2 separate regions of the Homo sapiens genome follow, and region 1 is linked to region 2. A link is an interaction called in ENCODE POLR2A ChIA-PET data of the cell type or tissue named here. Cell type or tissue: IMR-90. All regions are shown on one strand. Each heading gives the region's core, and the rest is flanking DNA. Links, peaks and the distances in the headings are about the cores only. Region 1 overlaps SLC38A4-AS1 (SLC38A4 antisense RNA 1). Region 2 overlaps SLC38A2 (solute carrier family 38 member 2).

The links. ChIA-PET counts read pairs that join two places held together with the same protein. Peaks named below come from ENCODE experiments on the same cell type or tissue, not always from the same donor. Only the 100,000 strongest peaks of a DNase experiment are listed, where the experiment ranks them.
Region 1: POLR2A ChIA-PET joins it to region 2 with 15 read pairs; 14 of 35 experiments call an interaction of 5 or more read pairs at or near these places.

What each region holds. Positions count from the first base shown.
Region 1 is chr12:46,520,396-46,526,979 of GRCh38, reverse strand. All of the region lies in intron 3 of SLC38A4-AS1 (SLC38A4 antisense RNA 1), which reads right to left. Among named protein-coding and RNA genes, the nearest start is that of SLC38A4-AS1, 140 kb to the right of the region's middle. In IMR-90, for the core only: no CTCF peak of the experiment used is centred there; DNase peaks (open chromatin) are centred at 1,959 and 2,629; H3K4me3 peaks cover 1,087 bases; H3K27ac peaks cover 3,981 bases.
Region 2 is chr12:46,361,802-46,368,385 of GRCh38, reverse strand. SLC38A2 (solute carrier family 38 member 2) reads left to right here. Exons shown (of 16, transcript NM_018976.5): 5 at 1,046-1,119; 6 at 1,218-1,310; 7 at 1,441-1,522; 8 at 3,197-3,279; 9 at 3,684-3,742; 10 at 3,830-3,997; 11 at 4,383-4,462; 12 at 4,560-4,660; 13 at 5,241-5,365; 14 at 5,748-5,892; 15 at 6,005-6,102. Among named protein-coding and RNA genes, the nearest start is that of SLC38A2, 7.7 kb to the left of the region's middle. In IMR-90, for the core only: no CTCF peak of the experiment used is centred there; a DNase peak (open chromatin) is centred at 2,925; H3K4me3 peaks cover 579 bases.

The sequences.
Region 1 (6,584 bases), core at 549-5,548, 160 kb before region 2:
CAGAATACAGTTTAGAAAATGATGTGCCTCACATTGTACACTGCTCCATGTCTCAATAAGCTCATCCCTGGAGTCACAAAGGAACATGGCACATTGTGTAGCAATTCATACAGTTGGAGGCGTCATGATCATATATAGAGACTGTCTTGCCATTAAAAATAAACCAACGTGTTTTAAGATTTTGCTGACACTCTTTGTAGTAAGACATCACTCTTTATGATGAAAACTTCAGTCCCTGAGCTCTCCTCACTTATTGTATTCCCAATGGAGAGACTTATATTCTGGGGAAACCTTCATAAAGATTGACAAATAGAGAAATTTAGGACTTTTCTACTTAATTAGCAGAACACAAAGATGTCTCTAGAAATTTTTCTCAACACAATATGATTTTTCCAATGAAAATCTGAAGTGCCCAAAAGAGAAGAGTTCACTTTTCAGAAGTTCACACATGGATTAGTCCCTGTCATGTAACATTAGATTTGCATGTTTCGGTAGGTCAGCTGTTAGCATTGCTACTCTGGAGGGGACAGAGCAGGGGGTAGGGCCAGCGGGGTGGGGAGGTGGCCTCTCAGCTGTTGCATTTGGCATTGCACCTGTGCGCCTACTCAGAGCTTTTTGAAATGTGGCCCCATCCAGAATACTTCTAGTTACTTGAATGCTGGCAAAGATAAATACATTGCTTTTTAGTTTTGAAAAAAAAAAATGCCCAAAGGCATTTTTCTTCTTGCTGATTTTTCTTCTTGGACTCTAAAGAACACTCCTTTTCAACTTTTCTGGAATGTAGACAATCCTGGGAAAAGTATATGGATTTATTTTCCACCTTTTCTTGGCACCCTCCAACTGAGCTTTATTCTTTTCCCTAGCAAAGGGGTCCTAAACCCACATGCCCAGACAACCCAGACGACCTGAACTTTTCAGTGAATCTATGCTATCCTCAAATCCCGGACCATGGCTGCCCTTCCTGTGCCTCTCTCTTCCCATTCTGGCTTAGTGTCTCGTCTTCTTTCTTTCTCTCATCCAGACCTCTAAGTGAAACTTCTTTCATTTTTTAATTGTTTGTATCCTCTTTATTATTTTTAGCATCTCAATCTGGAGAATCAGCGAATGGTAGCAGAACTTCCATGGACATTGGTGTCAGATAGACTGAGTCTCAGACTCCAATTTAGCCACTGTCTGGATTTGGGCAAGTTATTTAATCACTTTAAGTTCCTTCATCTGTACAACAGATATTTTAATAGCTAATTTGCAGGGCTTGTGGAGAAATAAATGTGTGCAAAGGCCTAATGGTAGGTGCTAAATAAATGGTACCTCTTATTGTTGTTACTTTAATTATCATTGCTTCAATCTGCTGGCGACTGCTTTCTGTGGACTTCCCCTCCTCGCCATGTTGCTGTCCATCACCCTCTCCCTTCTCTGTAAGGGGCACAAAAGCACTGATCCAAAACCTGAATTGCTGGTTCTCTTGTCTAAGACCATTTGGTTACTGCCCAGGGAATAAGAGAAGCTCCCTTCCCATCCACTTGGCACAATGGGTCACATTATTTGCTAAAAGGCAACTAAATGAGACCAGGAGACTTTGTCATAATCAAGCTACCACCTCCCCCAACCAAAGTGAAAATGTGAAGACTTTTGGGCAAGACCAGGAGCGAGGACTTCAGGTGTTTATCAATTACTTCAAGGGCTAGGCCCTATTCCAGATATCTCCACAGCAACAGACCTTCTTTTGCATTTTAACTGTAGTCAGTGACTCCAAACCATTCCTCCTTGGGGAGAACATGAAGAACTCCTTGTCTGGTTTAGGATTTACACATCTGGGGAATCCTTGTCTTTACTAACCTGTTCCAGCTGCCCTGGTCCAGCTCTCCAGAGAACTCAATGTCACATGGGAGAATGAGGCACAGCTGCAGCTTGCAGTGAGCAGCTCCGCCAGGCAAACAGCCACCTCCCTTGTCAGAACAGAGAGAAACACCAGGCCCCTGGGGCTCTGTGCCAGAGGAATTTAGAATGTATTCCCCCTCTTGGGTCAGCCACTTCCCTGAGCCTAAAGGACTTCCCACGCCTGCTTTTCTCTGACCTCCCTGAGGAGTCACAGTTCCTCAACAAGCTAGCCACACTGATTTAGCATCCTTACCCACATGAACTATCTCCTACCCCTAGCCTCCTCCCATCTCCATCCCCAGTCTCTTTACTTGCTCTTTCCTATGCTTGGAAAAATCTGGCATAGTCCTTCCCATTCTGACCTTCTGCCCTGAAAGGCACAGATGGAGAAACACTTCTTCACTGAGCAATTACCTTGACAGCAGCCACATTTGGGGAGACAAGTAGAGACACCACCAGTTTTTAGGACTTCTCTACTTCTCCATAATTGGGTCCTTGTCATTAGGACTAAATCACCAAAACTGCCAGCAGCAGGGTGGTCAAGTCTCTCAGGAAAACTGTACTAGATATTCCTAATCTTTTCAAGAAAACCTGCTCTGCCCACTGGTCTGAAAGAGGCAGCTCTATCCTCCCATATGATCTTAACTGCATGGGCCATGACTGGATCATGATGAACAACTGACCAAAGAGAACTCAATCCGTTAGCTAGACAGTGGCTTATGACTCATGTGGTCCAGCTCAAACAGATGAGCTGGGCCAATCAGACCCTCACAAATTGTGTATCAAGACACACACAAGCCAGTTGCTATCAGTGCTGTCGGGAAGGCCACTGGAGTCATACGCAAGGTGAGTAAGCAGAGGAATTTGGTCAAGACGGGGCGGGAGGGAACAGAAGCATAGACAGAGGCAGAGATGGGAAGGCCACGATGATATGAAAAGATAGAGTAGCCCAGCTGTGCCTTCTAGCTCCCAGCCCCACCCTGTGAGGCTTACTCTACCTTTCATCTTTGCCCTATGACTTTCATTCAGTCTCCTTCTGGCGGAAGCTAGTTCAAACAAGGTTTCGTTTCTTTACAGTCAAAAGAATCTTAATGTAAGCAGTTTCTCCAGAATAGCTTCCTGTGTCTAAACATTTTTCCGGACGTGCTGCATTGTAGTCTGAGTCTCCTGTTAGTCAAAATAATAAATATAGCCATCACTTTCTGAATGCTTTCATTATGCCAGGCAGTGTGCTAAGAGCTTCATACATATTATCTCATTTTTTCTCATAGCGATGTAGTAGTAGTATCCCTGTTATACATGTAAGAAAACTAAGAATTAGAAAAGCTATGCAAAATTGCCCAAGGTCATGCACTTTCTAAGTGGGAGACCCAGCATCTGACTCTGTGCTCCTAACTATCCTTAGGATGTTGTCCTTTGTACAGTCAGACTGGCAGGATTAAGCATTGCAGCTGCAACCTGCAGGAATGTGGCTATAGGCTCCACAGGCCCTCCTGGGAGGGGCCAACATCCTAATGCCGTAAACCAACAAGGATGTCCAAGGTGGGACTAAGAATTATAGAGGCCACCACAGACACTGGTCACAACACCTACTCTCCCACCAGTGGGTCTCAAAAAAGATCAGAAGCATAAATCCCTTTTCCCATCTCCAGCTCATTACAGGATTCCAAGAGGAAATGTGAAAATGAAAACATGTTAGGAAGCCAGGCGCGGTGGCTCACGCCTGTAATCCCAACACTTTGGGAGGCCGAGGCAAGCGGATTACCTGAGGTCAGGAGTTCAAGACCAGCCTGGCCAACATGGTGAAACCCCCTCTCTACTAAAAATACAAAAATTAGCTGGACACTGTGGCATGCTCCTGTAATCTCAGCTACTCAGGAGGCTGAGGCACGAGAATCACTTGAACCTGGGAGGCAGAAGTTGCAGTGAGCAGAGATCACGCCACTGCACTCCAGCCTGGGCAACATACTCCACCTAAAAAAAAAAAAAAAAAAAAAAAGCAAGAAAGAAAGCAAGAAAAGAAAAAAAGAAAACATGTTAGGAAAGGCAGATGTGACTGCAAACTTACCTACAGCCCTGATGATTTTTTGAGGAACAATTCCTAAATATATTAAGTAATACAGAGGTAAACTTGATTTAAAAAAAAAATCTCCTTTATTTATCCCTTGGTAACCCTAAACATATTTTTAAATGAACATTTTCTAAATATAATGTCCTGGAGATTATTGTTAGGCTTCTGCTTCACTGATACACAATTCACAAAACTTATTTGTACAGGAAAAGATAAAAATCAATGCAGGTTGACAGTTAATAAAGTATAGATGGCAGCATGATATTTACTAAGTTGTCCAAGCCCCAATTCTGATCAAGCACTATTAGTTATCCTCCAGAGTATCTGCTAGGATAATAGAAATGACATTAAAAAAAGATGTCGTATTCAATAACACATTTACCTTTCCGGGACAGATAAATGACTGATATTGGGGGTCAGTGTATAACCCTCCTATGGGAAGAAAGACAATGATAAGTGCAAATAGCAATTAAATGTGCTCTAGAAGTTGTTGTGGTTTTGTTTTGTTGTTTTTTTTTTTTAAACTGGAGCTGTAATTACAGGGCTACTAAAGATGTGAAGTATATAGTTAAGGTTTTGTCAGCACTTTTATTGTAATACTTAGTGAGATTAGTCATTTTAGTTGTTCCCTTTGTATGCCAAAAATGGAAGACAGCTGTTTGTGCACTAAAAACTGCTTTTTAAAGGATAGTTCTCTCTGGTTATCAAGCATATTTTGCCATCAGGGAAACATATTTTAAAGCTTTTGCACTGTCAAAATGAAGTGTGTAGGAATGATTGCTTTAGCTGTTACTTCTAAATAACGACAGGAAGATCTAACATGTGGTAATACTGCACAAGGATGATACAAAGTATCTGGCTAGATTCACAACTATTCCAATTACTATCTCTTCCTGCAAGATGTATTTCTGATGGCACTCATCAGACCCTGAATTCATTCCCTGAGCTTGAGAGTGCTACAGAAGTGTTTAGGGCCAGTTCTGTGGCAGCCCTCATGGAAACAAAGAAAAGCCTAAGGGCTGGTAACCTGCATCACGACCAGCCCATCACCCAAGAACACAGCCAGCTTCTTTTGCAAGGTTGTACCTGTTAGTCAATCAAATCTAAATCTGAGAGTTGTGACTGACTTAGACCTATTCATCTTCCAAAGTATAAACCTTAAGAATTTGTTTCCACTAGTGCATTAAATATTTGCCATCTAACAGACCAAAAAGCCTGAAGCTTAACTAAATTTTAAATAAAGCTCATGTGTATCATTTGTTCTTAGTTGCAACATGTCAAGTTACCAAGAGAGGTAATATTTATCTCTCTTCTGTGGATGTTTTGAAGATCAACATCTTTTTTTTTCCAGAGGCACTCAATTATTTTTTTTCTCCTATTCAACCTATAACCTAATAGGAAATCTACTGCGCTGCTTTGCAGAATGAGTTTTTTTAATGGTCCTGACTCTTAAGGTTTTACTGTAGTTACTGAGTAAGACCTAAAAACATAAAACAATTAACCAACACTAATCAATGTACTAAAAGACGTCTGTGGCATGGATGGAGAGGTACAGCTCAGACCTGCTTTTAAGAGAAGAGTCACTGCCCATCTGTCAGGGCTGTGGGGAACAGACAACCTCCAGCTGTTAGCCTCTTCAGCTTGCAAGCCAAGGTCACACTCTTCTCAAGGTCACACTCTTGCCCAGACAGTAACTGAGCAAGGCAGTAGTACAGGACCTGGCCATTTACACCCAATGAGTGCTCCTCTAACAGGCTCTCTGCTACAGGACTCTTCACTGGACTGGCAGGAACTTTATCAGATCTGCATGCCATTTGATGGCTCCTGTGCCCAATCCTGCTCTTTTTCTTTCACCGCAATCACTTCTCAATAAACCTATTGCAGTCCTAACTATGTCTCAGAGTCTGCCTTCTGGAGATCCTGACCTGCAACAGGGTCAAAATATTAGCCAAAGTCAAGAAGGGGTTGGGACCAGGATTCTGCCATTATTAGAGGTGAAGAGGGTTTGGGAGAGGTATTAAAGTTCACCAGGGGAATTGTGACAATTAATGAGCTTTGAGCCCCACTGCCTTAAATGATACCTGCACGTGGAAGGCCAGGGAAGATCAGGAACCAGTGAAAGAGAGTTCTGATAAGACCACTCCAGTGTAAGTTAGGGAGGAAGGGCACTCGAGGAAGGAAGACGTGGTTCTCCACCATTCCTCTCCTGAGAAAGAGAGCTTTATAGTCATATTGTGGGCGAAATTCATATCTTGCACTAAGAAAAGTTCAATTGGAGTCCTAGCTCTCTCACTGATAATCCGTGTGACATTGGACAGGCCACTTTACTTCCCTGGATGTCCTTCTTTCACTAGGTCTGATGCTGATTCTCCTGCCCCCCTCACAGGGCAGTGATGTGGAACCAAGTGAGACAGTGCACAGAAAAGCATTTTATTGGCTGAACAGCCCTGTGATAACTACGAGAGGGTAAGGTCTTGTTACCATGGTACATATGAAGGGCTAGGAGGAAGAATATAAGATGGTGGCCAAGGGGTACCACCACCACCTCCTTCAGACACCAAGGGAGGGTGTGCAGAGCTCATCCCTTCTGAGGATGTCCACTCTCCCACTCCTCAGCATTGGACCCGAAGTCTAA
Region 2 (6,584 bases), core at 839-5,838:
TGTTGCTCAATCCAAGTGAAAGGGTCAAGGGAGGAAAGGCTTAGAGACAGTCAAGCTGATAGCCTACTTGTTCTAGCACAGACATTGTTTAACTGTGACAATAGTGGGCCTGTATTCCTTGCCATGGGGTGCAATGTAGTATGTCATCACAATGGTTAGTTCTCTGATTTGTGCCCAGTTGTTAGTAAAGCTTGTAGTGCCTCTTAAAATGTTAGTATCATGTTAGTGTCATTTCCCCCTTACCATTCTTTTCCTTTTCTTTCTTTTTTTTTTAAAAAGACAGTATTTCATTTTGTCCTCCAGGCTGAGTGCAGTGGCAAACTGCTGGGCTCAAGTGATACCCCCACCTCAGCCTGAGTAGCTGAGACTATAGGTGTACACCACCACAGCTGGCTTTTTGTTTTTCCTTCGGTAGAGATGTGGCTTCCCTATGTTATGTTGTCCAAGCTGATCTCGAACTCCTGGCCTCAAGCAGTCATCCTGCCCCAGCCTCCTAGAGTGCTGGGATTACAGGCATGAGCCACTGCACCTGGCCTGTCATTCCTGTTTTTGTGTATACGGTCCATGTGGTCTTAAAACCTTTCCTGAACGTGTCTCAGTTGAATTTCCCAAGAACCTTGTGGGCTGGGTTTAGTGGCGGATATTACTAATATTTTACAGATAAGGGGAACTACTGAAATGCAGAAAGGTGGCAAGCATACAGCTCATTATTGTGGTGCCAGAATCAAAATACAAGTTTCAAACTCCATCACTGGGAAGTTGAGCTTTCCAGTGTCTCATGCTATGTTTGGCTCAGTGGGTAGACATCCTTGTTCCTAACCAATGCTGTAGAACTATCACCTGAGAAATGATGCAAGTTTTTACTGCCAGCCAAGAGACAGTGTTGCCATTCCAGTTAGTAGGAGAGGAAATGCCAGTTCTTCAGGGCATTTTGACACAAATAGGACAAGTTGCACACATAATGTTATTTAAACATCCAGAAAGAGTTGTCTTTAAATATAGCCATGCTTATTTATAACCCTATGCCTTTTCCTTCTCTCACCAGAATTCTCTTGACATTTGTGTCAATATTTTCCCTGTATTCTGTTCATCTCCTTTTGAAGACTGCCAATGAAGGAGGTATGATAGCATTCTTGATTTTTCTAAAACAATGTATACCTATCATTTTATTTCTCTTTTAAAATCCTTGGCTTCATGCTTCTGTCTTCAAATTGTAGGGTCTTTATTATATGAACAATTGGGATATAAGGCATTTGGATTAGTTGGAAAGCTTGCAGCATCTGGATCAATTACAATGCAGAACATTGGAGGTAAGAATTTTTCAAAAGATTATTTGGGTAGACTTTATGCTCATTGTGGAGCACAGAATGGTGACACATGCGTTTTAGTGTCACGTGCCGCGTTTTGCACTTGTAATGGTATAATTTTGTTTTCCTCCAGCTATGTCAAGCTACCTCTTCATAGTGAAATATGAGTTGCCTTTGGTGATCCAGGCATTAACGAACATTGAAGATAAAACTGGGTAGGTGCTAAGTAAGGTTACTCATAAGAAACAATTATAGTCAAAAGTGGTTAGATACATTTTTATCAAAGTTGTATACAAAATGATTAGTTAATTATCCATAAATGTTCCTTTTGAAACTGACCAAGAAGGCCCCCCATCCCCGTAAACTGATTCGAACTTTGGAGAAGGAAAGGCCGAAAGATAGTAGCTAGCCCTACAATTTTGGATATCTTAATTTCTAAAACAGGTTTTCTAGAACTTGCTTTCTGTCTTTATGTTCATACTTAAAGAAGTTATAGGTGTTTTTAATATATATCCTAAGTGAGGACTGAAGCTTTGAATTACATTAAAAATTAATCCGTCTTATTTTTGTAAGTTTGGAATTCTTAAGACTTAATCTGTTCAATGCAAAATACAGGCTGGACATCCCTAATCTGAAATCCAAAACTTTTTGAGTGCCAACATGACACTACAAGTGGAAAATCCACACCTGATCTCGTGACAGGTGTGCAAAATTAATTAAAATACTGTATAAAATCACCTTTAGGCTATGGGTTTAAGAAGGTGTATAGGAAACATAAGTGAATTTTGTGTTTAGACTTCAGTGCCATCTCCAAGATACTTCAAATATGTATGTGCAGGTACTCCAAAGTCCAAAACACTTCGGTCCCAAGCATTTTGAATAAGGGATACTCAACATGTGCCAGAAAATGTTTGGGCATGCTATAGAAACCATTTTCTTCTAGCAAAGTTACTCATCCCAGTGAACTCACAGGTATTTATCTAAAGTAAACATGGGGAAGGATAATTTACTTCCCACCCTATGTGCAGCTCATTACGTCAAAATAGAGAAGTGCTGTTATCTCAGATGTGGCTTTAGAAATTTAATTTTTTAAGCTGATCTTTAAGTGTTGGTGTTCTGCAGAGTGCTTACTGCTGAAGTGAACAGAATTCATGAGGCAATTAGAATTTGAAAATAGTGATTTAGAAGACAGTGCAATTCATGATTTACCTAAAAAGAAAAAGGCTTAGAGGATATACATAATGTTTTCTAAAGTTCAAAAGGGATATTTTTGGCTGTCTTTGGAGTTAAAGGTGGGTCAAGATGTCACAACATACTCTGATAACCTGGAATAAGTCCTGGTTTGGGGGACTGAGTTTTATAATTTTTTTTATGGGGGGGGCAGTTTGCCTGTGCATTTTATGAAAACGTTTCCTCATTGAAATATTTAATAATATTTGCTAACGCATCTGGAAAAAAACTTGTTTTAAAATTTTTTAGTTTCCAGCATTAGAAATTACATGCTAAAGCTGTACCAAAGTTGGTGTACAATTTTTCTGAAAGTGCTTAAAGATAAGATTACTGGCTTAACAAACAAGCTTTGTTCCCTGCATTAGTATCAAGTCTTTGAGAAGCATTTTGTGTTATGAATCAGCTGGCAGCCTTCCCAGAGCAAGTAGTGGGACAAAAGTTACACTGTTTTATACCCGACTTCTAACCTGAGTAAATGTTCATCTAGCACACAAAATTAAAAAGTTATTCCTATCTTGAACAGGGGAAACTTTTTCCAAACATGTCTTTTTTGTGTGTTTGTTTTCATGGTATTCCTATGAAATGAGTCCTGTTAGAAGATGTGTATATTTTTCAGAGGATATTTGTGACTGTTTTGACCTTGTTTCTGTTTTCTTTAGATTGTGGTATCTGAACGGGAACTATTTGGTTCTGTTGGTGTCATTGGTGGTCATTCTTCCTTTGTCGCTGTTTAGAAATTTAGGTGAGCAAACTCATCTCTAAAGAGAATTGAAATGAGCCTCTCACCAGTTAGTTGGGCTTTCTCTGAATAGAAATTAATCAGAATGAAAAAGCCCTAGAAAGTAGAAAGGTATATCTTTGGGACTTACAGCATGCAAAATTTAGGAGCCAAAATATTTAATTGACACTATATGTTGTGCTTTGTAAGAAATAATGCAAATGATAGTTTTTATTAGCTTGGGTTATGACAAGTATATTTAAATAAATCTATAATTTAGTATCATAAGAATTAGAAATTTAGTGCTATACACATACTTTAGTGCCTAAAGTCTTCCCAGCAGAATTGAGTTATTCAGTGGGAAAAAGATATTTGCCTTAAATCTGTTTCATTAAACTAATACTGATTCCTGCCACCCCTCCTTATAGGATATTTGGGATATACCAGTGGCCTTTCCTTGTTGTGTATGGTGTTCTTTCTGATTGTGGTGGGTATGATTTTTTTTTTAGAAAAAATTTTTTATAAGCCCTGCCATGTCACTTAGTTTAACACATGCAAAATAATATATTTTTAGGTCATTTGCAAGAAATTTCAGGTTCCGTGTCCTGTGGAAGCTGCTTTGATAATTAACGAAACAATAAACACCACCTTAACACAGCCAACAGCTCTTGTACCTGCTTTGTCACATAACGTGACTGAAAATGACTCTTGCAGACCTCACTATTTTATTTTCAACTCACAGGTAACTAAATATGCTTATTTTCTCAAAAGAAGAGTTTAGGGAAGAAAAGAGGGAAGCTATTCACTCCCAGGGTAAAGGGAGGAGGATAATAGGTGCTTTATAGAAAACATGTGATTAGCTAATTATTGAGGACTGTGAAGAAAGTTTTGGTTTACATCTGAAAATAGATTGAGAATTGAGATAATCATATGGTGCTAATAATTGACACATTCAGAAGTGAGGATATTGATCATACTTCATGAACAGATTAGAAGAATGGAAGCTAATTACACAAAGGAAACTTAGGCTTTGATTCTAAGATTGTTTACATAAAATATATGCTGCGGAAATGTGACAGCATGAGTTCGTTACATCAGATTAAGTAGATTTTTACGTTTTCTTTCAGACTGTCTATGCTGTGCCAATTCTGATCTTTTCATTTGTCTGTCATCCTGCTGTTCTTCCCATCTATGAAGAACTGAAAGAGTGAGTATTTCATTTTTACATAAATTTGAGAAAATATTAGACAATTGCTGTAACTGCTGCTGAAATATATATTTGAATTTTCTCTTGAATTACATAGCCGCAGCCGTAGAAGAATGATGAATGTGTCCAAGATTTCATTTTTTGCTATGTTTCTCATGTATCTGCTTGCCGCCCTCTTTGGATACCTAACATTTTACGGTAAGTAACGCCTCCTTTACCAAAACAAAAACAAAAACAAAAAAAAACGCTTATTGAAATGAAGCTGCTAGTTTTCTATGTGTAGTTCCATCACTTTAAAAATAGTCTGTTTTAATATATTTCATATTTGTGATGAGAAATTAAATTTAGAGCTTAGAATTTTCTGTAGTGTATTTAATCAGTAATTTCTAGAATCCAGGTTTGAAAATATCATTAATCATTTGATGGCATATTTGTATGATATGCCAGCCTCTGAGTTCATATTGCCTGTCTCCTCTCCCATCACCTTCAGACTATGTAACACAAACACAAATTGCAAGCCAAGCCAGGAGATTTAGCTGCTTAACTCCTGTTGTTTTTAATGGGAGTCATGTGGCTAAATCTCTGTGGTATTTAGAAAAATTTTCCTTCAATGTTACTTTAATTGCATTAACTATAATTCCAAACAAATCTTATTAGCCTCTTAGTTTATAGTCGTTTTGTGAGTAGCTAAATAACTGGTGCACATTTTGCTGTTAAATTTTCTACTTGGTGTCCAATGAAAACAGCCAATCAAAGTTTTTTTGGTCTTTCCCTGTAGAACATGTTGAGTCAGAATTGCTTCATACCTACTCTTCTATCTTGGGAACTGATATTCTTCTTCTCATTGTCCGTCTGGCTGTGTTAATGGCTGTGACCCTGACAGTACCAGTAGTTATTTTCCCAGTAAGTAATCACTTGCTCTGCTTTCAGTAGGAAGGAGTTTTTAGACATGTGAATATTGGTGAGATTTTCATCTTCTGGAAGAAGGGAAACACCAGTAGAACAATACTAAGTTGGTGGTGGTTTTGAAGGGGCTTTTTAAAAATACAGTGTATATTTTCAAAATACCCTGGGGACATTTTTTTCACCATAAGATATAAAATGATCTTTAAGTGTTCAGATGTTCAGGAAACAGCAGAGAAAGAGGCACAGTTTTATTTAGAAATAGTTACTATTTTGGATAGATTCCTTGTTACTTGGGCATTCTTTTCATTCATTGAAGCTGGATTTTTAAATTTTATATTGCTGCTATTTTTAAAATACATTTTATTTATTTTTTTTGCAGATCCGGAGTTCTGTAACTCACTTGTTGTGTGCATCAAAAGATTTCAGTTGGTGGCGTCATAGTCTCATTACAGTGTCTATCTTGGCATTTACCAATTTACTTGTCATCTTTGTCCCAACTATTAGGGATATCTTTGGTTTTATTGGTAAGTTTTAGAAAGTATCCAAGTGGATTCAAACATCAGGGATTTTAAGATTTAAAGAATGAATGACGAGTGGTTCATTGAATCCTCAAGAAACATAAATGTTGTTTTACAGGTGCATCTGCAGCTTCTATGTTGATTTTTATTCTTCCTTCTGCCTTCTATATCAAGTTGGTGAAGAAAGAACCTATGAAATCTGTACAAAAGATTGGGGTGAGTGAAAGATTATAACCATAGAAACAGTAATAATATCATAAATTTCCCCAACTGATTTTAATTTTATTCTCATAGCTGTTATTTGTTATGGTTTCACTTTTAAGTTTCCAGCAAACATTTCTGTAATGGTATACTTCACAGATGGAAGATTGCAGAGGGAAGGGGAAAGATAGTTTGCCATCTAATGAACACTTAAATTAATTGCAATAAAGTTATTAGATACTTTGGAGATAGGAATAGGGATGAAGACTAGATGAGATACTCAGCTTTCAACATTTGTTCAACCAGTTTTCACTGGACTGCCTACTGTGTGACAGGCACTTAAATGGGCATTGAATATATAAAAGAGAAGGAAGGGCTGTTTAGTTGAATGAGACTGACCATCTTCAGAGCGAAGCTCTCAGGGAGGCCGTCTCTTCATGGTGTTTACTATTATGTATCTACTCTAAAGTGTAGTACCAGTTGGTGACAGAGAATGA